Regions from separate parts of the Homo sapiens genome. Here region 1 is linked to region 2. Evidence: read pairs that join two places in POLR2A ChIA-PET (ENCODE). Cell type or tissue: IMR-90. All regions are shown on one strand. Links, peaks and the distances in the headings refer to the core of each region. The heading gives the core; the rest is flanking DNA. Region 1 has its middle 8.6 kb from the start of CAND2. Region 2 has its middle 36 kb from the start of TMEM40.

Evidence for each region. ChIA-PET counts read pairs that join two places held together with the same protein. Peaks named below come from ENCODE experiments on the same cell type or tissue, not always from the same donor. Only the 100,000 strongest peaks of a DNase experiment are listed, where the experiment ranks them.
Region 1: POLR2A ChIA-PET joins it to region 2 with 21 read pairs; 5 of 35 experiments call an interaction of 5 or more read pairs at or near these places.

What each region holds. Positions count from the first base shown.
Region 1 is chr3:12,780,561-12,795,699 of GRCh38, reverse strand. It overlaps the pseudogene KRT18P17. Among named protein-coding and RNA genes, the nearest start is that of CAND2, 8.6 kb to the left of the region's middle. In IMR-90, for the core only: a CTCF peak has its summit at 8,177 (motif pointing left); no DNase peak of the experiment used is centred there; H3K27me3 peaks cover 305 bases.
Region 2 is chr3:12,716,388-12,730,584 of GRCh38, reverse strand. No RefSeq gene overlaps it. Among named protein-coding and RNA genes, the nearest start is that of TMEM40, 36 kb to the left of the region's middle. RefSeq lists an enhancer at 10,510-10,559. In IMR-90, for the core only: no CTCF peak of the experiment used is centred there; a DNase peak (open chromatin) is centred at 1,094.

The DNA.
Region 1 (15,139 bases), core at 7,693-10,192, 57 kb before region 2:
CCAGCTACTCGGGAGGCTGAGGCAGGAGAATGGCGTGAACCCGGGAGGCGGAGCTTGCAGTGAGCGGAGATCGCGCCACTGCACTCCAGCCTGGGCGACAGAGCGAGACTCCGTCTCAAAAAAAAAAAAAAAATCTTTATTAAATTGACACCCCCCTTGAACACCTGTTATTATGAGGTACGTAGGTTCTAGACCAAAGCTAATAGAACACTGCAATGTTGAAAATGTTCTACATCTTCAGTATAGTATCTAATATGATAGCCACTAGCCACATGTGGCTATTGAGCACTTGAAATGGAATTAGTGTGACTGGGGAACCAAATTCTTAATTATATTTATTTTTCATTAACTTAACTTTAAATAGCCCACTATGGGTAGTGGCTATCATAATGGACAGTGCAGATCTGTACAACAAGGATGCAACGCAGCAGGGTGTTAGACACAAACGGCCCCTGCCCCCTGGGGACTTTACATTTTAGTGTAGGAAATCAGCAAGAAGGAAGAAAGTGATTAGATAAGGAAAATAAGAGCTCTTCAGAAAATAAAATAGAGAGTTCCTGGAGCGTGGAGGGGCAACTTCAGCAAAGGTCAGGGAGGGCACTTTTTGAGGAGGAGACATTTGGGCTAAGACCTCAACAGATGAAGCAGCTGGGCAAAGTTTTGAGGGAAGGGCTTCCCAGACAGAGGGAGCAGCAGGTGCAAAGGTCCCGAGGTGGTGGCCGGGTGCGGTGGCTCACACCTGTAATCCCAGCACTTTGGGAGGCCGAGGCAGGAGGATCACGAGGTCAGGAAATCGAGACCATCCTGGCTAACACGATGAAACCCCGTCTCTACTAAAAATACAAAAAAATTAGCCGGGCGTGGTGGCGGGCACCTGTAGTCCCAGCTACTCAGGAGGCTGAGGCAGGAGAATGGCGTGAACCCGGGAGGCAGAGTTCGCAGTGAGACGAGATCGCGCCACTGCACTCCAGCCTGGCGACAGAGCAAGATTCTGCCTCAAAAAAAAAAAAAAAAAAAAAGGTCTCAAGGTGGGAACCAGCCTGATGTGTTTAAGAAAATGCTGTGGCTGGGCCGGGCACGGTGGCTCACGCCTGTAATCCCAGCACTTTGGGAGGCTGAGGCGGGTGGATCACAAGGTCAGGAAATCGAGACCATCCTGGCTAACAAGGTGAAACCCCGTCTCTACTAAAAATACAAAAATTAGCCGGGCGTGATGGTGGGCGCCTGTAATCCCAGCTACTCGGGAGGCTGAGGCAAGAGAATGGCGTGAACCCGGGAGGCGGAGCTTGCAGTGAGCCAAGATGGCACCACTGCACTCCAGCCTGGGAAACAGAGCGAGACTCCATCTCAAAAAAAAGGAAAGAAAGAAAGAAAGAAAAGAAAAGGCTGTGGCTGGCTGGGCGCAGTGGCTCATGCCTGTAATCCCAGCATTTTGGGAGGTTGAGGTGGGTGGATCACATAAGCTCAGGAGTTAAAGACCAGCCTGGGCAACATGGTGAAACCCTGTCTCTACAAAAAATGCAAAAATCAGCCGGGTGTGATGGCACACGCCTGTAGTCCCAGCTACTTGGGGGGCTGAGGTGGAAGAATCTCTTGAACCTGGGAGGCAGAGGTGAGCCTGGGAGGCAGAGGTTGCAGTAAGCTGTGATCGCACCACTGCACTCCAGCCTGGGTGACAAAGTAGACCCTGTTTCAAAAAAAAGGAGGGGAGGAAGGGAGGAAGGGAGGGAGGGAGAGAGGGAGGGCGGGCTATGGCTGGAATGGAATGAGATCAGTCTTCCACTGAGGAAATGAGGACAGAGAGGTGGACAGGGGCCAGATTACTTGAAACCTTTCAGGCCAAGGCAAGGAGTTCGTATTTTATATGGGAACACTAATTTTATGTGGGAACACTAACGCCAGGGAACACTGGATGGCGTAAAGCAAGAAGGTAACTTGATCAGTTTTTGTTGTTGTTTTTGAGACAGAGTATCCCTCTGTTGCCCAGTCTGGAGTGCAGTTGTGTGATCTCGGCTCACTGCAACCTCTGCCTCCCAGGTTCAAGCAGTTCTCCTGCCCCAGCCTCCCGAGTAGCTGGGACTACAGGCACCCGCCGCCACACACGGCAAAATTTTGTATTTTTAGTAGAGATGGGGTTTCACCATGTTGGCCAGGATAGTCTTGAACTCCTGACCTCAGGTGATCCACCCGCCTCAGCCTACCGAAGTGCTGGGATTACAGGTGTGAGCCACTGCGCCCAGCCAGATCAGTTTATTTTATTTTATTTATTTAATTAATTCAGTTATTTATTGAGATGGAATCTTGCTCTGTTGCCCAAGCTGGAGTGCAGTGGTGCAATCTCAGCTCACTGCAACCCCCACCTCCCAGGCTCAAGTAATTCTCCTGCCTCAGCCTCCCAAGTAGCTGGGATTACAGGCACGCATCACCATGCCCAGCTAATTTTTGTATTTTTAGTAGAGACAGGGTTTCACCATGTTGGCCAGAAGCTGGTCTTGAACTCCTGACTTCAGGTGATCTACCTGCTTCGGCCTCCCAAAGTGTTGGGATTACAGATGTGAGCCACTGCACCTGGCCTGGTTTTTTAGAAAGATCTCTTTAGTGCTGAACAGTCCACGCAATCAAGAATCAGGGTGGTTTGGGCCGGGCGTGGTGGCTTATGCCTGTAATCCCAGCACTTCTGGGAGATCACCTGAGGTCAGGAGTTCAAGACCAACCTGGCCAACATGGTGAAACCCTGTCTCTACTAAAAATACAAAAATTAGCCGGGTGTGATGGCACACGCCTGTAGTCCCAGCTACTCGGGAGACTGAGGCAGGGGAATTGCTTGAACCCTGGAGGCGGAGGTGATTGCAGTGAGCGAGATCACACCAATACACTCCAGTCTGGGCAACAGAGCCAGACTCCATCTCAAAAGAAGAAAAAAGAAAAAGAGGCTGGGCATGGTGGCTCATGCCTATAATCCCAGCACTTTCGCAGGCCAAGGCAGGCAGATCATGAGGTCAGGAGATCGAGACTATCCTGGCTAACACAGAGAAACCCCATCTCTACTAAAAATACAAAAAATTAGCCGGGTGTGGTGGCGGGCACCTGTAGTGCCAGCTACTCAGGAGGCTGAGGCAGGAGAATGATGTGAACCCGGGAGGCAGAGCTTGCAGTGAGTGGAGATCATGGGCCACTGCACTCCAGCCTAGGCTACAGAGCGAGACTCTGTCTCAAAGAAAAAAAAAAAGAAAAAAGAATGAGGGTGGTTTGCATTGGGGGAATGGTGGCGAAGATGGGAAGATTCGGGTTATGTCATGGAAATAGAATACAGCAGTTTCATTTGAGGATTGGATTCACATACTTTTTTTTTTTTTTTAGACAACATCTCACTCTGTCGCCCAGGCTAGAGTGCAGTGGCATGATCACCACTCACTGCAGCCTCCACCTCCCGGGCTCAAGCCATCCTCCTGTCTCAGCCACCTGAGCAGCTGGGACTACAGGCACACACCACCACACCTGGCTAATTGAATCCACACTCTTGAATTGGGTGATGATTACAGGTATATATTTGTAAAAATTAATCAAGCTGTACTTTGCTATATGTAACTGTTGCCTCAATAAAAAGGAGGGAAATGGGCTGGGCTCGGTAGCTCTAGCCTGTAATACCAGCACTTTGGGAGGCTGAGGTGGGTGGATCACTTGAGGTCAGGAGTTCGAGACCAGCCTGGATAACATGGTGAAACCCCGTCTCTACTAAAAATACAAAATTAGCCAGGTGTGGTGGCGCGCACCTGTAATCCCAGTTACTTTGGAGGCCGAGGCAGGAAAATTGCTGGGAGGTGGAGATTGCAGTGAGCCAAGATCATGCCACTGCACTTCAGTCTGGGCAAAAGAACGAGACAAAAAACAGAGCAAAAAAGTAAATAAATAAATAAATAAAAAGGAAAGGAAATGAAATAAGTACATAGTTTCATAATATTTTGTAATAATTTTATGAGTCAGTGCATATATTTTTACAAGTCATATATTATTTTTATGGGTAAGGAAAAGGGAAGAATTATGAGTTTTTAGCTGGAGCAGCTGAGTAGATGGTGGTGCTTTTTATGGGGATGAGGAAGTCAAGACAAGAAACCTTTTGATGGGAAGGAGGACTTGAAAACTGCATTGATCTGTTAACTTGGAATTACCTACTAGACATCCAAGGAAAGATGCCATGTTGACAACTGAATACATCAGTTGCACAGGGGAGAATTCCTGGTTGGAGATACAGATGGGGGAAGGTCTTCACACAGAGGAAGTATTTAAAGCAATAAAAGTGTACAAGGATGGACAACATGAAGTGTTATCAAGAATGCAGGACAAACAGAACTCTTTTTTTTTCTTTTTTTTTTTTTTTTTTTTTTTTTTTTGAGACAGGGTCTCACTTCACCCAGGCTGGTGTGCAGTGGTGCAGTCTCAGATCACTGCATCGTTGACCTCCCAGGTTCAACTGATCCTCCTATTCAAGCCCCACAAGTGGCTGGAACTACAGGTGTGAGCGACCATGCCTGGCTAATTTTTGTATTTTTTGTAACAACAGGTTTTGCCATGTTGCCCAGGCTGGTCTCAAACTCCTGAGCTCAAGCAATCCACCTGCCTCAGCCTCCCAAAGTGCTGGGATTACAGGAGTGAGCCACCACACCTGGCCCCAGAACTCTTATATGGTGGTAGTGTGAGCTTTAAATTGGTAAAACTACATTGGTACAAACTGTTTGTCCATATTTAAAAAAGCTAAGTATGTATCTACCTTGATGTATTCAGATAAGCACTTTCACTCTGGGGCGTATATTCAAGATATATGAACGTATATGTGTTCATCAAAAGAACGTTCAGGCCAGGCTTGGTGGGTCACACTGGTAATCCCAGCACTTCGGGAGGCCAATTTGGGTGGATCACCTGAGGTTAGGAGTTTCAGACCAGCTCAGCCAACATGGTGAAACCTCATCTCTACTAAAACTACAAAAATTAGCCGGGCGTGGTGGCAGTCACCTGTAATCCCAGCTTCTCTGGAGGCTGAGGCAGGAGAATCGCTTGAACCCGGGAGGCGGAGGTTGCAGTGAGTCGAGATCCTGCCATCGCACTCCAGCCTGGGTGACAAGAATGAGACTCTATCTCAAAAAAAAAAAAAAAAAAGTTCAGACCACCCTTCTTCTTCTTCTGAATAGCCAAAAATTGGAAATAACCTAAGTGTTCATCAACAGGTGAATGAATAAACAAACTGTAGTAGTTCATAAAATTGAATATTATATAGGAATGAAAATTAATGAACTACTGCCATGTGCAATGACATGAATGAATCTCAAAGATATTGGCCAAAAGAAGCCAGATGCAGGAGTGCATACTCTATGTGGTTCCATCTGTGTGAAGTTCAAAAACAAACAAGGCACAGTGGTGCAGGCTTGTAATCCCAGCACTTTGGGAGGCTAGATGGGAGGACTTGAGCCCAAGAGTTCAAGACCAGCCTGGGCAACATAGTGAGACCCCATCACTACAAAAATATTTTTTAAAAATCAGCCAGGTGTGGGCCAGGTGCGGTGGCTCATGCCTGTAATCCCAGCACTTTGGGAGGCCGAGGCAGGCGGATCACCCGAGGTCAGTAGTTCAAAACCAGCCTGACCAACATAGCGAAACCCCGTCTCTACTAAAAATACAAAAATTAGCTGGGCATGGTGGCAGGCGCCTGTAATCCCAGCTACTCAGGAGGTTGAGGCAGGAGAATCACTTGAACCTGGGAGGCGGAGATTGCAGTGAGCCAAGATCGCGCCATTGCACTCCAGCCTGGGGGATAGAGCGAGAGTCTGCCTCCAAAAAAAAAAATTTCACCAATTTTTCCATCAGTGTCCTATTTCTGTTGAAGGATCCAGTTCAGGGTTACTCATTACATTTAGTTTCCAGGTCTCTTCAGTCTCTTCCAATCTGTGACTGTTCCTCCATCTTCTCTTGTTTTTAATGTCCTTGACACTTTTTAAAAGAACTGGTTGGCTATTTTACAGAATGTCCCTCAATTTGGGTTTGTCTAAGGCTTTTCTCGTGATTAGATTGAAGTTATGCATTTTTTGGCTAGAGTACAGCATAAGCAGTGTTATGCTTTCTTCAGTGCATCAGAGCAGGGGCTTTGTGATGTCACTAAGTCTTCTTACTGCTGGTGTTAATGTTGATCACTTAGCTAAACTGTGTCTTGGTTGAGTTTCTCTACTATAAAGTTACTATGTTTCTCTTATAATTAATAATTTTATACTTTTTGTAAATTTGCATTTAAATTTTATTAACTTGAGAAATTGCACCGGATAAATATCTTGGAGGAGATTTTTTGAGATGACCAAAATATCCTATTTCTCCTCAAAATTCCACCTACTAATTTTAGCATCCATTGGTGGATCTTTCTTTTATGAGTATTACTGTCGAATGGTGATTTTCTATTTCCCTGTTTCTCTTTTTTTGAGACAGGGTCTTGCTCTGTTACCCAGGCTAGAGTGCAGTAATGCGATCTCAGTTCACTGTAGCCTCGACCTCCTGGGCTTAAGAGATCCTCCCACCTCAGCCTCCTAAGTAGCTGGGACTACAGGCTTGTGCCACCATGCCTGGCTAATTTTTGTATTTTTTGTAGAGATAGGGTTTCACTGTGTTGCCCAAGCTGGTCTCAAATGCCTGAGCTCAAGTGATCCTCCCATCTCAACCTCCCAAAATGCTGGGATTATAGGAGTGCACCATTGCATCCAGTCACCTTCTACATTTATTAAAATTCTTCTGGAAGGAAGATATGGTCATTTCTCCCCCATTTATTTATTTTTCAATTATTTATTTAAATCTGTGGTCTCTAGGCCAGGCACAGTGGCTCATGTCTGTAGTCCCAGCACTTTGGGAAGAGGTAGAGGCGGGAGGATCACTTGAGCTTAAGAGTTCAAGACCAGCCTGGGCAACATGACAAAACCCCATCTCTGTTAAAAAATAATAATAGGTTGTCGGCAAAGCTGAGTCCTGTCTTCTCGCCCTCCTCCCCGGACAGCGTGAGCTTCACCAGTCGCTCCACCTTCTCCACCAACTACTGGTCCCTGGGCTCTGTCCAGGTGCCAGCTATGGCGCCCAGCTGGTCAGCAGCATGGTCAGCGTCTCTGCAGTCGCTGGGGGCTCTGGTTCCCGGATCTCCGTGTCCCGCTCCACCAGCTTCCGGGGTGGCATGGGGTCCAGGGGCCTGGCCTCGGGGATGGCTGGGGGTCTGGCAGGAATGGGAGGCATCCAGAACAAGAAGGAGACCGTGCAAAGCCTGAACAACCACCTGGCCTCCTACCTGGACAGAGTGAGGAGCCTGGAGACCGAGAACTGGAGGCTGGAGAGCAAAATCTGGGAGCACCTGGAGAAGAAGGGACCCCAGGTCAGAGACTGGAGCCATTGCTTCAAGACCATCGAGGACCTGAGGGCTCAGATCTTCACAAATACTGTGGACAACGCCCGCATCGTTCTGCAGATCAACAATGCCCATCTTGCTGCTGATGACTTTAGAGTCAAGTATGAGACAGAGCTGGCCATGCGCCAGTCTGTGGAGAACGACACCATGGGCTCTGCAAGGTCATTGATGACACCAATGTCACTCAGCTGCAGCGAGAGACAGAGATTGAGGCTCTCAAGGAGGAGCTGCTCTTCACGAAGAAGAACCACGAAGAGGAAGTAAAAGGCCTACAAGCCCAGATTGCCAGCTCTGGGTTGACCGTGGAGGTAGATGCCCCCAAATCTCAGGACCTCACCAAGATCATGGCAGATATCCAAGCCCAATATGACAAGCTGGCTCAGAAGAACCAAGAGGAGCTGGACAAGTACTGGTCTCAGCAGATTGAGGAGAGCACCACAGTGGTCACCACGCAGTCCGTGGAGGTTGGAGCTGCTGAGATGATGCTCACAGAGCTGAGATGTACAGTCCAGTCCTTGGAGATCAAGCTGGACTCCGTGAGAAATCTGAAGCCCAGCTTGGAGAACAGCCTGAGGGAGGTGGAGGCCCGCTACACCCTGCAGATAGAGCAGCTCAGTGGGATCCTGCTGCACCTGGAGCTGGCACTGACTTGGGCAGAGGGACAGCCAGGCCCAGGATTACGAGACCCTGCTGAACATCAATGTCAAGCTGGAGGCTGAGATTGCCACCTACCGCCGCCTGCTGGAAGATGGCGAGGACTTCAATCTTGGTGATGCCCTGGACAGCAGCAACTCCATGCAAACCATCCAAAAACCACCACCCGCCGGATAGTGGATGGCAAAGTGGTGTCTGAGACCGATGACACCAAAGTTCTGAGACATTAAGCCAGCAGAAGCAGGGTACCCTTTGGGGAGCAGGAGGCCAATAAAAAGTTCAGAGGTATAATAATAATAATAATAATAATAATAATAATAATAATAATAATAATAAATTAAAAATCAATAAATAAACATATGGTCTCCTGTATATTCATTCTGTACTTTGGGTTACAATCCAATAACATACGATTTATTTTGTTGCTCAAATTGCTCTTGGTTTGCCCATTGAGAGCTCCTTCAAGTTGGCTTCTATGTTCCTTTGACAAGCTCCCGTTCTTTTTGGAGCATTTTCTTTCTTTCTTTTCTTTTCTTTTTTTCTTAATAACAAAAGATGTTCTAGGCTTATCTTATATTTTCCCTGTTCCAACCCTATAATCACCATCCACTTTTCTAAGGAGCACTGGTTCCTTTTATTGGAAAGTGGCACTTAGAAACCAAGATCTGGGTTCTGGCTTTGCTCATTGCTACTGAGATGTCATTTCTTCTAGGCCCTCTCAGAGGACAAAGCTATGAAATATGTATGTGTATACTAACTCTCACACACATACATCTCTATCTATAAAAAAAACCCCACAAGTTCATACTGATATCTCTGATTTCAACCCAACACCAAAGGTTCATTCTATCCTTCTATCTTTCCTATCTTTCCTTATTTGTAACTATTTTCTTTTTTTTCTTTTGAGACGGAGTCTCACTCTGTTGCCCAAGCTGGAGTGCAGTGGCACGATCTTGGCTCGCTGCAACCTCCGCCTCCCAAGTTCAAGAGATCCTCCCGCCTCAGCCCCCCAGTATGTGGGATTACAGGCACCTGCCACCACACCCAGCTAATTTTTGTATTTTTAGTAGAAGCAGGGTTTCGCCGTATTGGCCAGGCTGGTCTTGAACTCCTGACCTCAGGTGATCCACCCACCTCGGCCTCCCAAAGTGCTGGGATTACAGGCGTGAGCCACCTTGCCCAGCCATTTGTAACTATTTTCTTTGACAGTGATAAATCTTGTTCTCATTATCTATATTTATTTATTTGTTCAATCCTAGTATACATATACACTACTTGCAGAATTGCTAACCCACACCTCAGTGAGAAACAAATTTGCTAACTAGAGTACAGTATTTATATGGAGTTCTTTTTGTCTGTAGCCTTACAGAATACAGTTCAAATTCTATATTCCACAGTTACTTAAGTTAGGTCTTTTCTTTTCTGTCCCTTTGGTATGGTCTGTTATTCATTTGGAATACAGTTAGGTTTATTTGCTAGTGTTTGTATTCCATCTTGGGTTTCCCCAACAGTCTGGTTGGTTTTAATTGTTTCTTTATTTGGGGAGTATGTGAAATATTACTCTTGTTCCTGGAGTCAAACCTAAGCAAAAAGGTATACTCAGTAAAGTGTCACTTCCATACCTTCCTTCTTGTCACCCCAGTCCTACATACCCCCTGTAGGTAGCCAATCTCTTTAATTTCTGGTTTACCTTTGCTAGATTTCTTTTGCACATATGAGCAGAAATGTGTATCTTCCTATAACCTCTTCTTTCTTACGCGACCAGTAGCATGCCATGGATACGTTTTTGCACTTTGATTTATTTCCCCCTTAACTGTATATATGGAAATCACCCCATATCATCTCATAGAGATCTCATCCATTTTTACAGCTATATGGTACTCCATTGCTGGAGATGTCACAGTTTATTCAACCACTCTCCTATCTATGGACATTTAAGTTTTTTCCAATATTTTGTAATTATAAATAATGCTGCAACGAATAACCTTATAAATATGCATTTTCTTTCTTTTATTCTGAGACAGGGTCTCATTTTGTCACCCAGGCTGGAGTGAAGTGGCACGATCATTGCTCACTGCACACTTGACCTCCCAAGCAGTTCTCCCGCCTCAGCCTCCCAAAGTGCTGGGATTACAGGTGTGACCCACTGCACCCGGCCACGTATTTTTTATTTATCTTCAGGTAGATTCCAAGGAGAGGGATTACTGAGTCAAAAGGTAAATGCATTTGTAGCTTTCTTAGCTACTGTCAAATTCTCCTCCACAAGGGCTGCACCAGTTTGCATTCTCATCAGCAACGTAGGAAAATGTCTGTTGCCCCACAGCCTATGTGTTATGCAAATGCATGTGTTGTCATGCATTTTAGTCTTTGCCAATCTTATGGGTGAGAAACTGTATCTCGGTGTTGTTTTAATTTGCATTTCTCTAATTATGAGTTTGATTTTTTTCAAATGTATGGAGGCCCTTTTTATATCTTTTTGTGAATTATCTATTCATATCTTTCTCCCATTTTTCTATCCAGTTTTTAGTTCTTTGTTCCTCACATTTCTTAAAATAATCTTTTAATTTTAGAACAGTTTTAGAATTATGGAAAAATTGTGAACACAGTAGAAAGATTCCTATATCCTCACATCCAGTTCCCCATATTATTAACAATTTTACATTGACATGGTATATTTGTCACAATTAATGAACTACTGTTGATACATTATTATTAACTAAAAGACTATATTTCTTTCAGGTTGCCTTGGTTTTTACCTAATGTCCTTTTTTTGTTTGTTTGTTTTTTTGGTTTTGGGTTTTTTTTTTTTTGAGACAGAGTCTCACTCTGTCACCCAGGCTGGAGTGCAGTGGCACGATCTTGGCTCACTGCAACCTCTGCCTCCTGGGTTCAAGTGATTCTCCTGCCTCAGCCTCCCGAGTAGCTGGGACTACAGGCGTGCGCCACAATGCCTGGCTAATTTTTCTATTTTTAGTAGAGATGGGGTTTTGCCATGTTGGCCAGGCTGGTCTCTAACTCCTGACCTCAAGTGATCCGCCCTCCTCAGCCTCCCAAAATGCTGGGATTAGAGGCATGAACAACCACGCCCGGCTACCTAATGTCCTTTTTTGGTTCCAGGATACCACCTTTAGTTGTCATGTCTCCTTAGGTTCGTCTTGGTTATGACAGTTTGTATTAGACTATTCTCACACTGTTAAGAAGAAATACCCGAGACTGAGTAATTTATAAAGGAAACAGGTTTAGTTGACTCACAGTTCTGCATTGCTGGGGAGGCCTCAGGAAACTTACAATCATGGTAGAAGGCAAAAGAGAAGCAGGCACCTTCTTCACAGGGTGGCAGGATGGAGTGAGTGCAAGCAGTGGAAATGCCAGACACTTATAAAACCATCAGATCTCGTGAGAACTCACTCACTATCACGAGAATAGCATGAGGGAAACCACCCCCATGATCCAATTACCTCCATCTGATCCTACCCTTGACACATGAGGATTATGGGAATTACAATTTAAGATGAGATTTGGGTGGGGACACAAAACCAAACCGTATCACAGTTTCTCACACTCTCCCTGTTCTTGATGATGCTGACAGTTTTGAGCACTGTTCAGGTATTTTATAGAATGACCTTCAGCTCGGATTTGTCTGATGTTTTTATTATAGTTAGACTGGGGTAATGAGCTTCTGCAAGGAAGACCACAGAGGTAAAGCGTCATTCTCATCACATATCTGGGGTACATACTATCAGCATGAATTATCACTGTTGATGTTAATCTTCACCACGTAGCTTGAGGTAGTGTTTGTCAGGTTTCTTCACTATAAAATTATTCCTTTCCCCCACCTCCCTTTCCATGCTCTACTTTTCAAAAGAAAGTCACAACGTGCAGCCCACATTTAAGGAGTGGGGTGTTACGTACCACTTCCTTAAGGGAGGATTATCTACATAAATTATTTGAAATTGTTCTGCACTAGATACTCATTTTTCTCCCGCATTTATTTATTTATTTAATCATCTATTTGTATAAGTATGGACTTATGGATATTTTATACTTTGAGTTCTAATCCAATACTACTTTACTTTTTTTTTTTTCTCAAATTGTTCCAGCTTTGGCCATTGGGAACTCTTTCAGTTGGTTCCTGTGTTCCTTTGACATACCCTGATCATGTGTGTGTGTGTGTGTGTGTGTGTGTGTGTGTGTGTGTGTGTGTGTTTGAGCACTTCCTTATTTACTGGCATTAGAAGATGCTTCAGGCTCATCTTGCGTATTTCCTGAAGATCAGCCATTTCTCCAAGTATCCCTGGTTCCTTTTACTGGAGAATAGTATTAGAAATCAAGTTTTGGCTGCTAGATATAATTGTTCCTACTGGGGTGTCATTGCTTGTAGACCCTCTCAGCTGATAGACAAGGAGATAGGTGTATGTATACTGATCCATGCATACCCACATATCTATATATATTTCTATGTGTAACCATTTGTATCTCTATTAAGCTAAACACAAATTTATACTGATGTGTCCAACTTGAATCCATTATCCAATGGATAATTCTAGCTTCCTCCCCTTGTTTCACTATAACTCCTACTCCAACAATGAGAATCCTAGCCACTCATTTACCCAATTCTTCAATTCCAGTATATATGTATAGTGATATCACAATGGTTAACCTGTACCCCATGGGAAACAACTTCACAGACTAGAGGATAGTGCTTGTGTGTATCTTCTTTTGCCTTTAGTTTTGCAGATTCCATTCATTTCCAAATTTACTTATGAGGTAGGAGATCAACAAGACTTTTCACAACCCTCCTTATCTAAACAGGATTTACAAAGAAGCCAGCCCAAACCAATCAGTACCAAGATGTCCACGAAAGCAACCTCTAGTTACCCTCACTGCTTATTTGCATTGGCATGTCACTCCCACCAGTGCCATGACAGTTTACAAATGCTGCCATGGCAACGACCCAGCAGTTACCTTATATGATTCTGGGAACTCCCCGCCCCTTTCCCAGAAAGTTTGTGAATAACCCACCCCTTATTTAGCATATAATTGAGTGTGGGTATAAATAGAGCTAGCCAGCAATCCAAGAGTGCTACTCTGGGCCACTCTGCCTATAAGATAGCCCTGTTCTGTCTATGGAGCAGCCATTTTGCTGTACGACGTTGCTCTAATAAACTTGCTTTCTTCACTGTTGGCTCCCTCTTGAAATCTTCCCTAAGTGAAGCCAAGAACCCTCCCAGGCTGAGCCCCAGTTTTGGGGTCTGCCTGCATTACTTAGGTCAGCACTTTTCTCCCACCCTGCATTCAGTGAGGTTGTTGCATACATTTATAATACAGTTGCATTGTTTCATCACATTCTGCTTTCCACCCTGAAATCCCCTGACCTCCTAAATGACTTTAGAAACTTCGCACATGTTAAGATTCCTCTGTGCTGTAAAGTTCTATAGGTTTTGACAAATGCATAGTTGTGAATTCACTGTTAGAGTATTATATATAGTTGCTGTATATACCTTCGTCATCCTAAAAAAATCCCCTCTGCTTTACCTAGTCACCTCTCCCTCCTTCTTTTGGAGCCCCTGGCAACAACTGATCTTTTTACTGTCTCTATAATTTTGGCTTTTATAGAATGTCATATAGTTGGAAGCATATAGGATATAGCCTTTTCAGACTGACATCTTTTACTTAATAATATGCATTTAAGATTCATCTATGTTGGCCGGGCGCGGTGGCTGATGCCTGTAATCCCAGCACTTTGGGAGGCCGAGGCAGGTGGATCATGAGGTCAGGAGATCAAGACCATCCTGGCTAACACAGAGAAACCCGGTCTCTACTAAAAATACAAAAAAATTAGCTGGGCGCAGTGGCGGGCGCCTGTAGTCCCAGCTACTAGAGAGGCTGAGGCAGGAGAATGGCCAGAACCCAGGAGGCAGAGCTTGCAGTGAAGCAAGATCGCGCCACTGCACTCCAGCCTGGGTGAAAGAGCGAGACTCCGTGTCAAAAAAAAAAGATTCATCTATGTCTTTCCATGAGAACTGCAGAACTCAGCCAGGCACAGTGGCTCATGCTTATAATCCCAGCACTTTGGGAGGCTGAGGTGGGCAGATCACCTGAGGTCAGGAGTTCGAACCAGCCTGACTGACATGGTGAAACCCTGTCTCTACTAAACTACAAAAATTGGCTGAGCGTGGTGGCGGACACCTGTAATCCCAGCTACTCGGGAGGCTGAGGCAAAAGAATCGCTTGAACCCTGGAGGTGGAGGTTGCAGTGAGCCAAGATCATGCCATTGCACTCCAGCCTGGGCAACAGAGCAACACTCCATCTGAAAAGGAAAGAAAAAAGGAAAGGGGAGGGGAGGGGAGGGGAAGGGAGGGGAGGGGATTGCAGAACTCTTGGCATATAACAACCCATCTAAACCCCTGCATTAAGAGATTTGACCATAAGAATATATCCTTAGAATGACCTCAGACCTTGTTAAAATGCCTGTCTGAGAAAGCTCAAGCTGCCTGGAGAACTTACTGTCTATTTTAGCCAATATCTCATGATAAGCCTCTGACCTCCCTTTCTTAAAGCATTTACTAGAAACAGCTTACAACTGCGAATATGTATCTCTTATAACTCAGAAGCGTTTCTCTCAAGGACCTGAGAGCCATTCCTTTGAAATGTAATCATCAGGAACATTTCATGATGTTGGGGCCTCTGTCTCCCACTCTCTGAGGGAGGATAGAACAAACACAGCTGGCCTAATTGCACTGACCAACGCTTTGTAATTTTTCACTTCTCTGATTCTACAGAGGCCCGCTCTCCTTGATCCCTCATTCTCCCTTTAAAACATCCAAATCACCTCTGCACAGATCAGAATGGAGCTCAGCTCTTTCCCCTGCTGTCAGTAGTTACTGAATAAAATCTGTTTTCACTGCTCTAACTGTGTTTATCATCAACACAGTTGATGTCTGGCTGTGTTTATCATCAACAATAGTGCATTTCCTTTTATTGCTGAAGAATATTCCATTTTATGGATGTACTGTAGTTTACCCATTCACCAATCAAAGGACATCTTGGTTGCTTCC
Region 2 (14,197 bases), core at 1-2,500:
AATTGTGACACATGCTACCACACAGATAAACCTTGAGAACATTATGTTAAAAGGACAAATACAGTTATGATTCCATATATATGAGGTACCTAGAGTAATCAGATTCATAGAGACAGAAAGTGGAATGGTGGGTGCCAGAGGCTGCGGGACGGGGAATGAGAGTTAGTGTTTAATGGGGACAGAGTGTCAGTTTGGGAAGATGAAAACAGCCCTAGATATGGATGGTTGTGATAATTGCACAACACTGTGAAAGTATTTAACGCCACTGAACTGTACACTTAAAAATGGTTATGGTGGTTAATTTTATGTCTATTTTACCACTTTTTTTTTTTTTTGAGACAGAGTTTTGCTCTGTCGCCCAGGCTGTAGTGCAATGGCCCCATCTCGGCTCACTGCAACCTCCGCCTCGCAGGTTCAAGCGATTCTCCTGCCTCAGCTTCCTGGGTAGCTGGGACTACAGGCACGTGCCACCATGCCTGGCTAATTTTTTGCAGTTTTAGTAGAGATGGGGTTTCACCCTGTTAGCCAGGATGGTCTCGATCTCCTGACCTCGTGATCCACCCGCCTCAGCCTCCCAAAGTGCTGGGATTACAGGCGTGAGCCACCATGCCCGGCCACTTTTTTTTTTTTTTGAGATGGAGTCTCACTCTGTTGCCCAGGCTGGAGTGCAGTGGCACGATTGCAACCTCTGCCTCCCAGACTTGAGGGATTCTCCTGCCTCAGCCTCCCAAGTAGCTGGGACTACAGGCACCTGCCACCATACCTGGAATTTTTTTTTTTTTTTTTTTTTTTTTTTAGTAGAGACAGGATTTCACCATATTGACCAGGCTAATCTTGAAGTCTTGACCTCAAGTGATCCGCCCACCTTGGCCTCTCAAAGTGCTGGGATTATAGGCGTGAGCCACTGCACCCAGACCACTTTTTTAAAAAAAAAAAAATTCAAATTATCAGTGGTTAAATAAAACTGGATCAGGCCTGCGGCCCACAAGCTTACAGCTGCTTTGTGGAAGGCTTTTTATCATGTCAAGCTAAAGGCGGGAGCTAAAAGTGGTGCACGCAGGGGTCTGGTTACACCTCAGGCATCAAGTGCATTCCTGGAGCCCCAGTCCAACGTGTGGGCTAAAAATAAAGCATTGAATCTTGAGCCCAGGAAGGCAGCGTTGAAAAGTGGAGGGGTGAGGAGGAGGTTATGTGGAAGGGGATGGGCTTTGGTCTTTGGCTGTCCTGGATGCTGTGTGCTAGATTTCTGCTTTGATCACAGTGGAGGGAGGGTGAGAGTACAGATTTCAAAACCATACAAGCCAGCTTGTGCCGGGAAGATTTTTTTTAATTCAATTTCAACTTCTGCTATGGAAAACAGTATAGTGATTCCTCAAAGAACTAAAAATAGAATTACCACGTGATCCAGCAGTTCTACTTCTGCACATATGCCCAAAGGGGACTTGAAGGGATATCTGTACACCCATTTTCAAAGCAGAATTATTTCCAGTAGCCAAAAAGGGGAAGCACAAGTGTCCATCAATGGGTGAATGAATAAACAAAGCATGGTATATTATCAGCTTTTAAACTAATACTTCTGCACATACGCTTCTGCGCATATGCCCAAAAGGGACTTGAAGGGACATCTGTCCCTTCAAGAGAAGTCCGAGAGGACTGTGGCGGTTGTTTATCCTGTTCTCCCGACACAGCCCCTGGAATCTTCTGTCTACTCTAGAGGATCTGGGCCTGTACCAGAGATGGAGCGAAGGGACGCTGCTGACTAAACCTAGGAAGCTGAGGGAAGCACTTAACACTGGAGCTGGGAGATGTAGGGAAGGGCTATCCAGGCAGAGGTCACAGCATGGGCAAAGGCGTGGAGGAATAAAAGAGGATAGCACGGCCGGGCGCGGTGGCTCACGCCTGTAATCCCAGCACTTTGGGAGGCCAAGGCGGGTGGATCACTGAGGTCAGGAGTTCAAGACCAGCCTGGCCAACATGGTGAAACCCTGTCTCAACTAAAAATAGACAAAAATTAGCTGGACGTGGTGGTGGACGCCTGTAATCCCAGCTACTTCGGGAGGCTGAGGCAGGAGAATCACTTGCACCCGGGAGGCAGAGGTTGCAGTGTGCCAAGATGGCATCACTGCACTCCAGCCTGGGCAACAAGAGCGAAACTCTGTCAAAAAAAAAAAAAAAAAAAGAGGATAGCACGTCTCAGAGCAACAAGGGGTCAGCCCAGTGTAGTTGAGGCATCCAAGATCTGAGTAGGGCCGAGGACAGGTGGGCAACAGAGCACAGAGGTTAATTGCTCCCCTCCCCCAGCAGGACCTTGATACCTGAGATAAAGAGCTGAGACACTAGCCTAAGGACCATAAGGACAACAGGGAGCCTTGGAGGGAGTTCGAGCAGAAAAATGGCATAGTGAGACTGCACTTCAGAAAGATCACTGCACTCCTCTGGTAGCCCTGTGGGGGCTGTGGAGGGATGAGAATGAGCCTCACAGGCCTCCAACTCTAGGGATCCTAATTGACCAAGCACTGCTGTACTCTGTTTGCAGCAAGGACACAGTTCCCTTGAGATGCCCCCACCTGATGACTTTGCCAAGAGTGGGATGCTAAGGCAGGCCCATTCCTAGGAGACATGGGATTTCTCTGAGCTGACTTTGGCTTAAGGACTCCCCGACACCCTGCCAAACCCTCCTTAGACTGCATGGCCAACTAGGACCCTTCTACCCAACCCTCTTTCCCTCTCTTCCTCACCTGGGGCTGGACTTACATCCCAACCCTCCCAGCTCCCTCCCCGTTTCCCTGCTACACGTGTTTTCTTTAATAAAATCCTAGCACAATTTAATCTTATCCTGGTATTTGCTTCTTGGAGGACTCAGACTAATGGGGTGAGATTAGAGGCAGGGGGGACCGGTGGCCACAGGAAAAGATAGGAAGGGTAAACTTGAAGACATTCCAAAGGTCTAATCCACAGTATGACTTGAGGTGTGTGCTCACCATCAGCCCCCTGGGCTTTCCCAGTGGCTGGAGTTCCTAACACTCAGCAGAGTAATTGCCTATTTCTTTTTTTTGAGCCAACTTTCATTCTTGTCTCCCAGGCTGGAGTGCAATGGCACAATCTCGGCTTACTGCAACCTCCGCCTCCCAGGTTCAAGCGATTCTTCTGCCTCAGCCTCCTGAGTAGCTGAGATTACAGGCACATGCCACCACACCCAGCTAATTTTTTTGTATTTTTAGTAGAGACAGGATTTCACCATGTTGGCCAGGCTGGTTTCAAACTCCCGGCCTCAAGTGATCTGCCCGCCTCAGCCTCCCAAAGTGCTGGGATTACAGGCATAAGCCACCACGCCCAGCTAATTTTTGTGTATTTTTAGTAGAGATGGGGTTTCACCATGTTGGCCAGGCCAAAGATCGTGCCACTGCACTCCAGCCTGGGCGACAGAGCAAGACTCTGTCAAAAAAAAAAAAAAAAAAAAAAAATTAAAAGAATTGAAAATAGGGACTCAAAGAGGTACTTGTACACCAATGTTCATAGCATCAGTGTTTATGATAGCCAAAAAGTGGAAACAACCGAAGTGTCCATCAACAGATGAATGGGTAAACAAAATGTGGCCTATCCATTGTATGCAATATGATTTAGCCATAAAAGGGAATAAAATCCTGATTTCTGCTACACCATGGATAGACCTTGAAAACATAATGCTAAGTGAAATAAGCCAGACACGCACACACAATATTGTATGATTCCACTTATGAACACCTAGAATAGGCAAATTCATAGAGACAGAAAGAAGATACCAGGAGCTGAGGGAAGGGTGAGATAGAGAGTTATGCTTAACATGTACAGAGTGTTTTGTTTGCAGTGATTAAAAAGTTCTGGAGATGAATAATGGTGATGATTTCAAGACCTCGTGAATGTACTTATTGTTGCTAAATTGCACACTTAAAAATGGTTATAATTTTACATTTTGCATATTATATCCCAATTTTTTAAAAGGTAAAAATAAATAAAACCTGTACCCAGTGAGTTTTGGGAGGGTTGACCCCACCACTAGCCCAAAGGATGGGTCTTGACTGGCATTTTGCCAATCAGCCTATTCTAGTCATTGATTCATGAGCACAAGACAGAAGCACTAGCTGTCCGCCAGAGTCTATTCTTCCTTCTCCCATTTTTGGGTGTCTTTGGCACAGCAGCATAGTCTGTAAACCAACTAATTCAGGCTCAGAACTGAACAGAACCAACAGGTCATCAAATAGCTAGTCTCCAAAGATGAAGCCACCAATCTCCACTCACCTTGGGTGCATGTGTTGCCCCTGCCATCAAGTGGCAGTCAGCTTCCTCTCCCCTTCAATCTCAGATGGAATGGTGACTTGCCTTGACCAACGGACTATAGCACAAGTGACATGCGACTGTCCCAGGCGGGCCTTTAAGAGGCCTGACAGCTCCTGCCTCTCCTCTTTTTTCTTCTCTTCCCCAGTGTCCTGCTTCTTCTTTCCCCTTTCCCCACCTTTGTTCCCCACCTTTTCCTCCACTTTTTGCCACTGTCCTCTCTTCTTTCCTTTTTCCCCACCTTCCTCCCCATTTTTCCCCACTGCTCCCCTTCTTTCCCCCTTTCCACTTTTCCCCTTTCCCCACCCACCCCTTCCCCAACTTTTCCACATTCCACTGTCCCTGTTCTTCTGTCCCCTTTCCCCACTGTCCCTCTTCTTCTTTCTCCACCCTTGCTCTTCAACCGCACAGCTGCGCTCAGACCCCATTGAAGAATCATGAAAAACAGCAAATTGCTGTGTTTTAAGCCACTAAGCTTTGCAATGGTTTATTACACTGCAATAGATCATTGAAACGGAGACTTTTGCTGGGGCTTCTAAGAGAAGCAACTACTTCTCTGTTGCATTTCATGATGCAAGGCTGTGAACTTTGGCATCATGGCCACCATCTTGCTCTATATAGGGGCCAGTCTGAGAATGAGTCTACAGGAAGTGGAGTAGAACCCAGAGAAGCTGAGAAACCAAGCCCTGATGACAATGTTACCTTCTGGATCAAGCTGCCCATGAAGTTAACCCTATTTTATGAAGCAAGAAACTTCCCTCTTTCTTTCACCCAATTTGAGTTGGAATTTCTGTTCCTTACAGCCTAAGAAGCTTGTCATACAGCAATGACAGTATGTTCTTTTCTAAATGTGGATGGGAAAGCAGGTTTGTGTGTAGATTAGTTAGGAATAGACCTTTCAGCTTTATGACAAAGAGATACAAAAATACAGTGGCTTAAATAAATTAGGACTTTGTTTTTCTTCCAGTAGCATTCCAGAGTTGAGCAGTCCAGACTGGTGGGATAACTCTGCTCCACATAGTCACTCAGGGACCCATCTGTGGCTCAGTTGTGTCTTAGAGGGTTATCTTAGTCTGTAGGATCAAAGCTAAGTGGTCACTCTGTCTGCGTTCCGGTCTATGGGCAGGGAGATGAGAGGACATAGAAGATAAGAAAATTCTTTTTAAGCAAGGACACAGAAATTGTGTACATCATTTTAATTCCCATTCTACCATAAGAACTTAGTCACTAACCACCCTTAACCGCAAAGGAGGCTGGGAAATGTAGTCTCTAGTGGAGTGCCTGTGCTTCCAACCTGCCTCCAGTGTCATGAAAGAACAGAATGTATTTGGGGAGGAACATCTGGAGCACATGACACATTCTATCTTGGATGTGATGATTTTGAGGTATTTAAGGGACATGTAAGAGGATGCACGTCTCATGCAGTTGGATATATGGGGCTGGGAAACAGGTGAAAAGCCTCACAACACTCTAGGAGTTGTGAACACCTACCTGAACAACAGGAAATCAATACATATTTGAGTTCCTAGTATGTGGCGGCCATTATGTGAGGTGCTGGGGACCAAATGTGGAATAGGAAGAGAATAGGGCTGAAGATCAAACTTTGAAGACCCTCAGCATTTAAAACTCAGGTTGAGGAAAAGAAAACCCAGAAGGTGTGGACAGGAAGACAAGAAGCAAACAAACAAACAAACAGGAAGAAGGGGTTCACAGAAGCCAAGGGGAAGAAATGGTTTAAGAAGAAGAGGTGGCCGGGCGTGGTGGCTCATGCCTGTAATCCCAACACTTTGGGAGGCCCAGGTGGGTGGATCACCTGAGGTCAGAAGTTCGAGACCAGCCTGGCCAATATGGTGACACCCCGTCTCTACTAAAAATACAAACAAACAAATGAACAAACAAAAATTAGCCAGGCATGGTGGCACATGCCTGTAATCCCAGCTACTTGGGAGGCTGAAGCAAGAGAATCACTTGAACCCAGGAGGCAGAGGTTGCAGTGAGCCGAGATTGCACCATTGCACTCCACCCTGGGTGACAAGAGCGAAACTCAGTCTCAAAAAAAAAGAAAAAGAATTAGCTGGGTCTGGTAGTGCATGGCCTGTAATCCCAGCTACTCAGGAGGCTGATGTGGGAGAATCGCTTGAACCCAGGAGGTGGAGGTTGCAGTGAGCTGAGATAGCGCCACTGCCCTCCAGACTGGTCAACAGAGTAAGACTCCATCTCAAAAAAAAAAAGAAAAAAAAAAGAAGAGGTAAGTTAGTTGTGTCAAGAACTTCTGAGGAATAAAGTAAGTGAAGAATGAAAAATGCTGCTGAGTCTTGTCTCATGCATGCATTGATCAGCACTCAGCTGAAGACATGAGCAGGACCCTCTGGAGATGTCCAGGGATCGCTCTCTCTCTGCAGCAGTGTCTGCTGTGGTGGTCGGCTCTGAGAACTTCAGTGGCCTTCACCTCCCCAGACCCCCATCTCTTCAATCCAGTAAGATCATCGGACCATGCCTGGGCTACTCTTTTTAGTCTTCTCAGGCTGCCATAACAAAATACCATAAATTGGAAAGCTGGATGTGGTGGCACATGCCTGTAGTCCCAGCTACTTGAGAGGCTGAGGTGGGAGGATCACTTGAGCCCAGGAATTTGAGGCTGCAGTGAGCTATGATTGTGCCACTACATTCCAGCTTGGGTGACACAGCATGATTCTGTCTCTAAAACAAACAAAAAACAAAATACCACATACTGGGTGGTGGCTTAAACAACATAAACTTATTACTCATGGTTCTGAAGGCTGGCAAGTCCAAGATCAAGGTGTCAGCATGGTCAGTTTCTGGGGAGAGCTCTCTTCCTGGCCTGTAGATGGTTCCCTTCTCACTGTGTCCTCACATGGCAAAGAGAGAGACAGAAACAGAGACAGAGAGAATGTCTTTCATCGTCTTTTTTTCTTAGAGACAGGATCTTACTCTTTTGCTCAGGCTGGAGTGTAGTGGTGCGATCATAGCTCACTTTAGCCTCAAACTCTTGGGTTCAAGCAATCTTCCCACCTCAGCCTCCTGAGTAGCTAGGACTGCAGGCACGTGCCACCACATTCTGCTAATTTTGTTATTTTTTGTAGAGATAGGAACTCACTATGTTGCCCAGGCTTAGAGTCTCTTCTTTTAAGGGCACCAGCCCTATCAGTTTAGGGCCCACTTTTTTTTTTTTTTTTTTTTTTGAGACACAGTCTTGCTCTGTTGCCCAGACTGGAGTGCAGTGGCGTGATCTCGGCTCACTGCAAGCTCTGCCTACTGGGTTCATGCCATTCTCCTGCCTCAACCTCCTGAGTAGCTGGGACTACAGGCGCCCGCCACCATGCCCGGCTAATTTTTTGTATTTTTAGTAGAGACGGGGTTTACACTGTGTTAGCCAGGATGGTCTCGATCTCCTGACCTTGTGATCCACCCCCCTTGGCTTCCCAAAGTGCTGGGATTACAGGCGTGAGCCACCGCACCTAGCTTAGGGCCCACTTTTATAACCTCATTTAACCTTTATCTCCTCATAGGCCCCATCTCCGAATACAGCTACATTGGGAGTCAGGGCTTCAGGGTATGAATGTGGGGGACACACTTCAGTCTGTAGCACCTTCTCTGCACTGCAGCCTGTAGACCAGGGCAACTGTGGAACTCACATCGTTTGCTTCCCCTCTCTGGGGGTCACAGCCTTCCACTGTCTGATGTCCAATGTCTAAAAATGGTTGTTTCACATGTGTTGTCCGATTTTTAGTTGTTTCCAGTGGGAGGCAAACCCAGTCTCTGTTACTCCATCTTTGCAGTGCTGATGGGTTTCATAACAAGGAAGCCACTGGTGACTTGATCCAGAGCAGTTTCAGGGGAGTGCTAAGGGCAGAGTTCAGGGTGGAGTCAAGTGAGCGAGCCTAGTTGGTGAGGGAGTAGAAACATGTAGACATGGAGTGTAGAAAACTTTTTCAAGTTATTTGGCTAAGAAAGGTGTCCCAGGGGAACCTTGACAAGATCCCTTTCTTTCTTTTTCTTTTCTTTTCTTTTTTTTTTGAAACTGAGCCTTGTTCTGTTGTCCAGGCTGAAGTGCAGTGGTGTGATCTTGGCTCACTGCAACCTTCGCCTCCTGGGTTCAAGCAAGTCTCCTGTCTCAGCCTCCCGAGTAGCTAGGATTACAGGCACACACCACCACGCCCAGCTAATTTTTGTATTTTAAGTAGAGATGGGGTTTCACCATGTTGGTCAGGCTGGTCTCGAACTCCTGACCTCAGTTGATCCGCCTGCCTCGGCCTCCCAAAGTGCTGGGATTATAGGCAAGGTTCCTTTCAATTGACCTCAAGCCTATATTCTTGATGAATTTCCCACACCAACACTCTTTGGTTGGAGTAAAAACTAAAGGAAATAATTTGGTAAGATTCAAAGGCAGCTGTCAACCCTTGAGGTCACTGTATCACTCATTCAGTGAGTCATTTAGTCACTCATTCAATCAGTCACTTATTCATTCAGTCAGTCATTTAGTCATTCATCAAACTTTTTTTTTGAGACAGAGTCTCGCTCTGTCACCCAGGCTGGAGTGCAGTGGCATGGTCTCGGCTCACTGAAACCTCCGCCTCCCGGGTTCAAGCGGTTCTCCTACCTCAGTCTCTTGAGTAGCTTGGACTACAGGCACGCACCACCATGCCTGGCTAATTTTTTGTATTTTAGTAGAGATGGTGTTTCACCATGTAGCCCAGGCTGGTCTCAAACTCCTGAGCTCAGGCAATCCGCCCACCTCGGCCTCCCAAAGTGCTAGGATTATAGGCATGAACCATGGCACCCGGCCTCATTCATCAAACTTCTATTGAGACTTCACTCTGTGTGCCAGGCTCTGCTGAGACTGAGATGAGTAAACACTTACTGGCTACCTGACTGTGTTTTAGACAAGGGGTAAACAAAGCCAGCCCAAAGTCTTAGCAATTCTCAGTGAGGTGATTTTTGCCCTGGCCACCATCCTGCCGCACCACCAACCAGGGAACATTTGGCAATGCCTGGAGACACTTTTAGTTGTCACAACCATGGTGAGGAGGGCGCAACTGGCATCTGGTTTGTAAAGGCCAGGGATACTCCCAAATGCCCTGCAGTGCACGGGCTAGGCCTCCATAACAATGAATTCTCCAGCCTCAGACGGCAATAGTGCTGAAGCTGAGAAACTCTGTTGTAGCTTCAACTCTAGTGGAGGAAGATGGAGGTAAGAAAAATGTGTCAGAGGGTGCTAAGTGCTATGTAAGAAGAGGGGGCTGGGCACAGTGGCTCACGCCTGTAATCCCAGCACTTTGAGAGGCCGAGGAAGGTGGATCACCTGAGGTCAGGAGTTTGAGACCAGCCTGGCCAACACGGTGAAACCCTGTCTCTACTAAAACTACAATAATTAGGTGGGCATGGTGGTGGGTGGCTGTAATTCCAGCTACTTGAAAGGCTGAGGCAGGAGAATCGCTTGAACCCAGGAGGTGGAAGTTGCAGTGAGCACTCCAGCCTGGGTGACAAGAGTGAAACTCAGTGTCAAAAAAAAAAAAAAAAAAAAAAAAGCAGGGGACAGGGAGTGCTGGGGAAGTGCTCACTGAAAAGATGACGTTGGGCAAAGGAAGTGAAGGACTAGCTATGCGGCTGTCTGGAGGAAAAGTGTTTCAGGCAGAAGGAATAGCAAGTACGAAGCCCCTGAGGCAGAAACAAGCAGGGCAAATTGGAGGAGCAGCCAGAAAACAAAGAAAATAAAATATTAAAAAAGGATACATACATACAGGTAATAAAACTGTAAGGAAAGTGAAAAGATAAACACCTGCTGGGGAGAAGGAGGGAGAGAAGCAGGGCCAGTGTCTAATGCGCTGGCAATGCTTTGTTTTTGTAGGTGGTGGTTACACAATAGATACACAATATCTATTTTCCAAGCTGTATGTATATCCTAGATACTTTTCTGTATGTTATATTTCACAATAAAGACGATTTAAATCATGTGTTAGTCTTTACTGTTTGCTCAACTGTGGGTGCTATTACAGGGCATAGACACAAGAGGGGGCGCTAACCAATGAGCAGCGGCAAAGCAGTGTTTCCTAGCAACGGGGAAAACGTTGAAGCAGAAACTTCCTTCAGAGTGGTTAACTGATGGATTCTGGCTGCTGCCCCTGACAGGTCGGCCAGAGTCCACTTCGCACCCTGGAGGCGTCTCTGCAGGGTCTGGAGTGTCACTGACTTTTGTGGGGAGTAGAGCTCTTCTCCCAAATGCGAAATCGGGTCTGCAGAACACGAGAGGTTGCTCCCTTGTGCCGCGGAGCTTTCTTCTCCTGCCAATGTTAGATAATAACGACGTCCTCATTAACAGATGCCATTATTAATATCATTAGTAACAGAGGGCTCTTATCCGTAAGACTCCAAACAAGTCGTAGTGTTTCCCTCGAAAAACGGAGGAAATTAAAGAATGGAAAGGAGGGACCTTGCCTCCAGCCTTCTAAGACCTCAGGTCTTCTAAGACCTCAGGTCTCTCTCTCTCTCTGTCTGTCTCTCTCTCTGTCTCTGTCTCTCTCTGTCTCTCTCTCTCTCCTCTCTCCTCTCTCCTTCTCCTCTGTCTCTCACTCCTCTCTCTCCTCTCTCTCTCCTCTGTCTCTCACTCCTCTCTCTCTGTCTCATACGCACACAAAGAGAGAGAGGTTTTTCAAGATTTGGGATGCGGTGGAAGTTTTCAAGATTGCTGGCCGGTCATGGTGGCTCACATCTGTAATCCCAGTATTTTGGGAGGCCGAGGGCAGATCACCTGAGGTCAGGAATTCAAGACCAGCCGGGCCAACATGGCAAAACCCCGTCTCTACTAAAAATACAAAAATTAGCTGGGCGTGGTGGTGCGCGCCTATAATCCCAGCTACTCTCAGAAGGCTGAGGCAGGAGAATCACTTGAACCCGGGAGGTGGAGGTTGAAGTGAGCCAAGATCATGCCGCTGAACTCCAGCATGGGTGACAAAGTGAGACCCCGTTTCAAAAGGGGAAAAAAAAAAGATTATTGACAAAGCAGAAGGTTTTATGATACACAGGTAAATATTAGGTAAATTTGAGGCTGAGTGGGATTATGGTAATGAATACCTACACTGTTAAAAGAAGTTACCCCAGACTTTATCTCACTTGACTTTACAATCACTTTGGTACCACTCCATTTTGGAGATGAAGAAACTGAGGCTTAGAGAGGTTAAACTGTGAGCATGCCAGAGCTTTCCTCCCAATCCAATTTACTAAAGAAGAAGTATTAACTAGCTTTTTTTTTTTTTTTTTTTTGAGGCGGAGTCTCGCTCTGTCGCTCAGGCTGGAGTGCAGTGGCGCTATCTCGGCTCACTGCAAGCTCCACCTCCCGGGTTCACGCCATTCTCCTGCCTCAGCCTCCCGAGTAGCTGGGACTACAGGTGCCCGCCACCGCGTCCGGCTAATTTTTTGCATTTTTAGTAGAGACAGGGTTTCACCGTGTTACCCAGGATGGTCTCGATCTCCTGACCTCGTGATCCACCCGCCTCGGCCTCCCAAAGTGCTGGGATTACAGGCGTGAGCCACCGCGCCCGGCCTTAACTAGCTTATTTTTAAGGGGTGGGGGAAGCTGTTAATTGTCTCTCATGCCTGTAATCCAGGACTTTGGGAGGCTGAGGCAGGCAGATCATGAGATCAGGAGTTCAAGACCAGCCTGGGGCCGGGCGCGGTGGCTCATGCCTGTAATCCCAGCATTTTGGGAGGCCGAGGCGGGTGGATCACGAGGTCAGGAGATCAAGACCATCCTGGCGAATACGGTGAAACCCCGTCTCTACTAAAAATACAAAAAATTAGCCGGGCAAGGTGGCGCACGCCTGTAGTCCCAGCTACTCGGGAGGCTGAGGCAGGAGAATGGCGTGAACCCGGGAGGCGGAGCTTGCAGTGAGCAGAGATCGTGCCATTGCACTCCAGCCTGGGCCACAGAGCAAGACTCCGTCTCAAAAAAAAAAAAAAAAAAAAAAAAAAAAAAAAGACCAGCCTGGCCAACATAGTGAAACCCCATCTCTACTAAAAATACAAAAATTAGCCGGGCGTGGTGGCTGGCACCTGTAGTCCCAGCTACTTGGGGGGCTGAGGGAACCCGGGAGGTGTAGGTTGCAGTGAGCTGAGATCGTGCCACTGCACTTCAGCCTGGGCGACACAGCGAGACTCTGTCTCAAAAAAAAAAAAAAATTGTCTCTCATAACCAAAGAAAGTTAAAACAATGGAGAGGTAGTTTATTTTCTCATTAAAATAGCAAAACTATTTTCAATCATAATACCTCACACTAGGAAGGCCTAGTGGAAACTGGCAGTCTTGTACGACGCTAACGGCAGCATAAACCAGTAGCCACTCATCGGGAGAGCAGTCTGGCAACACCCAGCAGAAGCCATAAAAATGTTCCTACCCTTTGATCCAGCAACCCAGGTTCTGGGAATCTATCCTAAGGACATAATTTGAAATTTAGGAAAAGGTGTATGTGCAAATATTGGTGGCAGCATTATTTATGTTGGTGAAAAATTGGAAACAACTAAGGGAAATGGGTGATCAAGGGCACAACTCTATTAAGTAACCTGAATGTCTCCTTTTTAAAAAAATGATGACTGCAAAAATTTTGAAAATTACCTGGGTGTGGCTGGGCATGGTGGCTCACGCCTATAATCCCAATACTTTGGGAGGCTGAAGTGGGTGGATCACTTAAGGTCAGGAGTTCAAGACCAGCCTTGGTAACATGGCCAAACCCTGTCTCTACAAAAAATATAAAAAAAAAATTAGCTGGGTGTGGTGATGCATGCCAGTAGTCGCAGCTACTCCAGAGGCTGAGATGGGAGGATTACTTGCACCCAGGAGTTCAAGGCTGCAGTGAACTGTGATCCTGCCACTGCAACTTCGGCCTGGGTGACAGAATGAGACTTGTCTTCTAAAAACAAAAAAAAAAATATATATATATACACACACACACACACATACACATATATATACATATATACACTTATATACATATATACACATATATACATATATACACATATACACATATATACATATATACACATATACACATATATATACATATATATACACACATATATATCTTATTCTGAAGACTGTGACATCATGGGAAATGCTGCTGTGTAATGTTTTTTAAAGTTTAGCTAGACTTCCCTCATACAGGAATGCCGTGCAATACTAAATGAAAACAAAAGCAGCTACAAAATAACAGGGATATCAATCAACCTCATAAGTACATACCATTCCATTCATGTGGGGAGAAAGCTAAGGCAGGAGAAGAAACTATGTTGGGGAGATAAGAATGCTTTTTTTTCTCTTGTTTTTTGTTTGTTTTCATAACTTTTTTCTCCCCTTTCACTTCTACTCGGGATCTTCTTCCTTCTTCCTTCTTGTTTCTTCTTCTTTTCTTTTTTTTTTTTTTTTTAGATAGGATCTTGCTCTGTCATCCAGGCTCCAGTGCCTCTGCCCAGTCACAGCAAACTGCAGCCTCAACCTCCTGGGTTCAAGCAAACCTCAGCATCCCAGGTAGCCAAGACTAAAGACACAGGCCACCAGACCAAGCTTTTATTTTGAAATGGGATTTCACTATGTTCCTCAGGCTGGTTTCAAACTTCCGGTTTCAAAAAATCCTCCCACCTCAGCCTCCCAAAGAGTTGGGATTACAGGTGTGAGCCACTGTGCCTGGCCTACTTTTTCTTCTTTTCAAAATAAAATTTTAGTAGGTATTTCTTATATCAGTTGGTAATGTAATCTTACTCCAGGAAAGCCAGGAAATATAAGAATATTAAGTCCAGGCACAGCGGCTCACAACTATAATCCCAGAACTTTAGGAGGCTGAAGCAGAAGATTGCTTGAGCCCAGGAGTTTG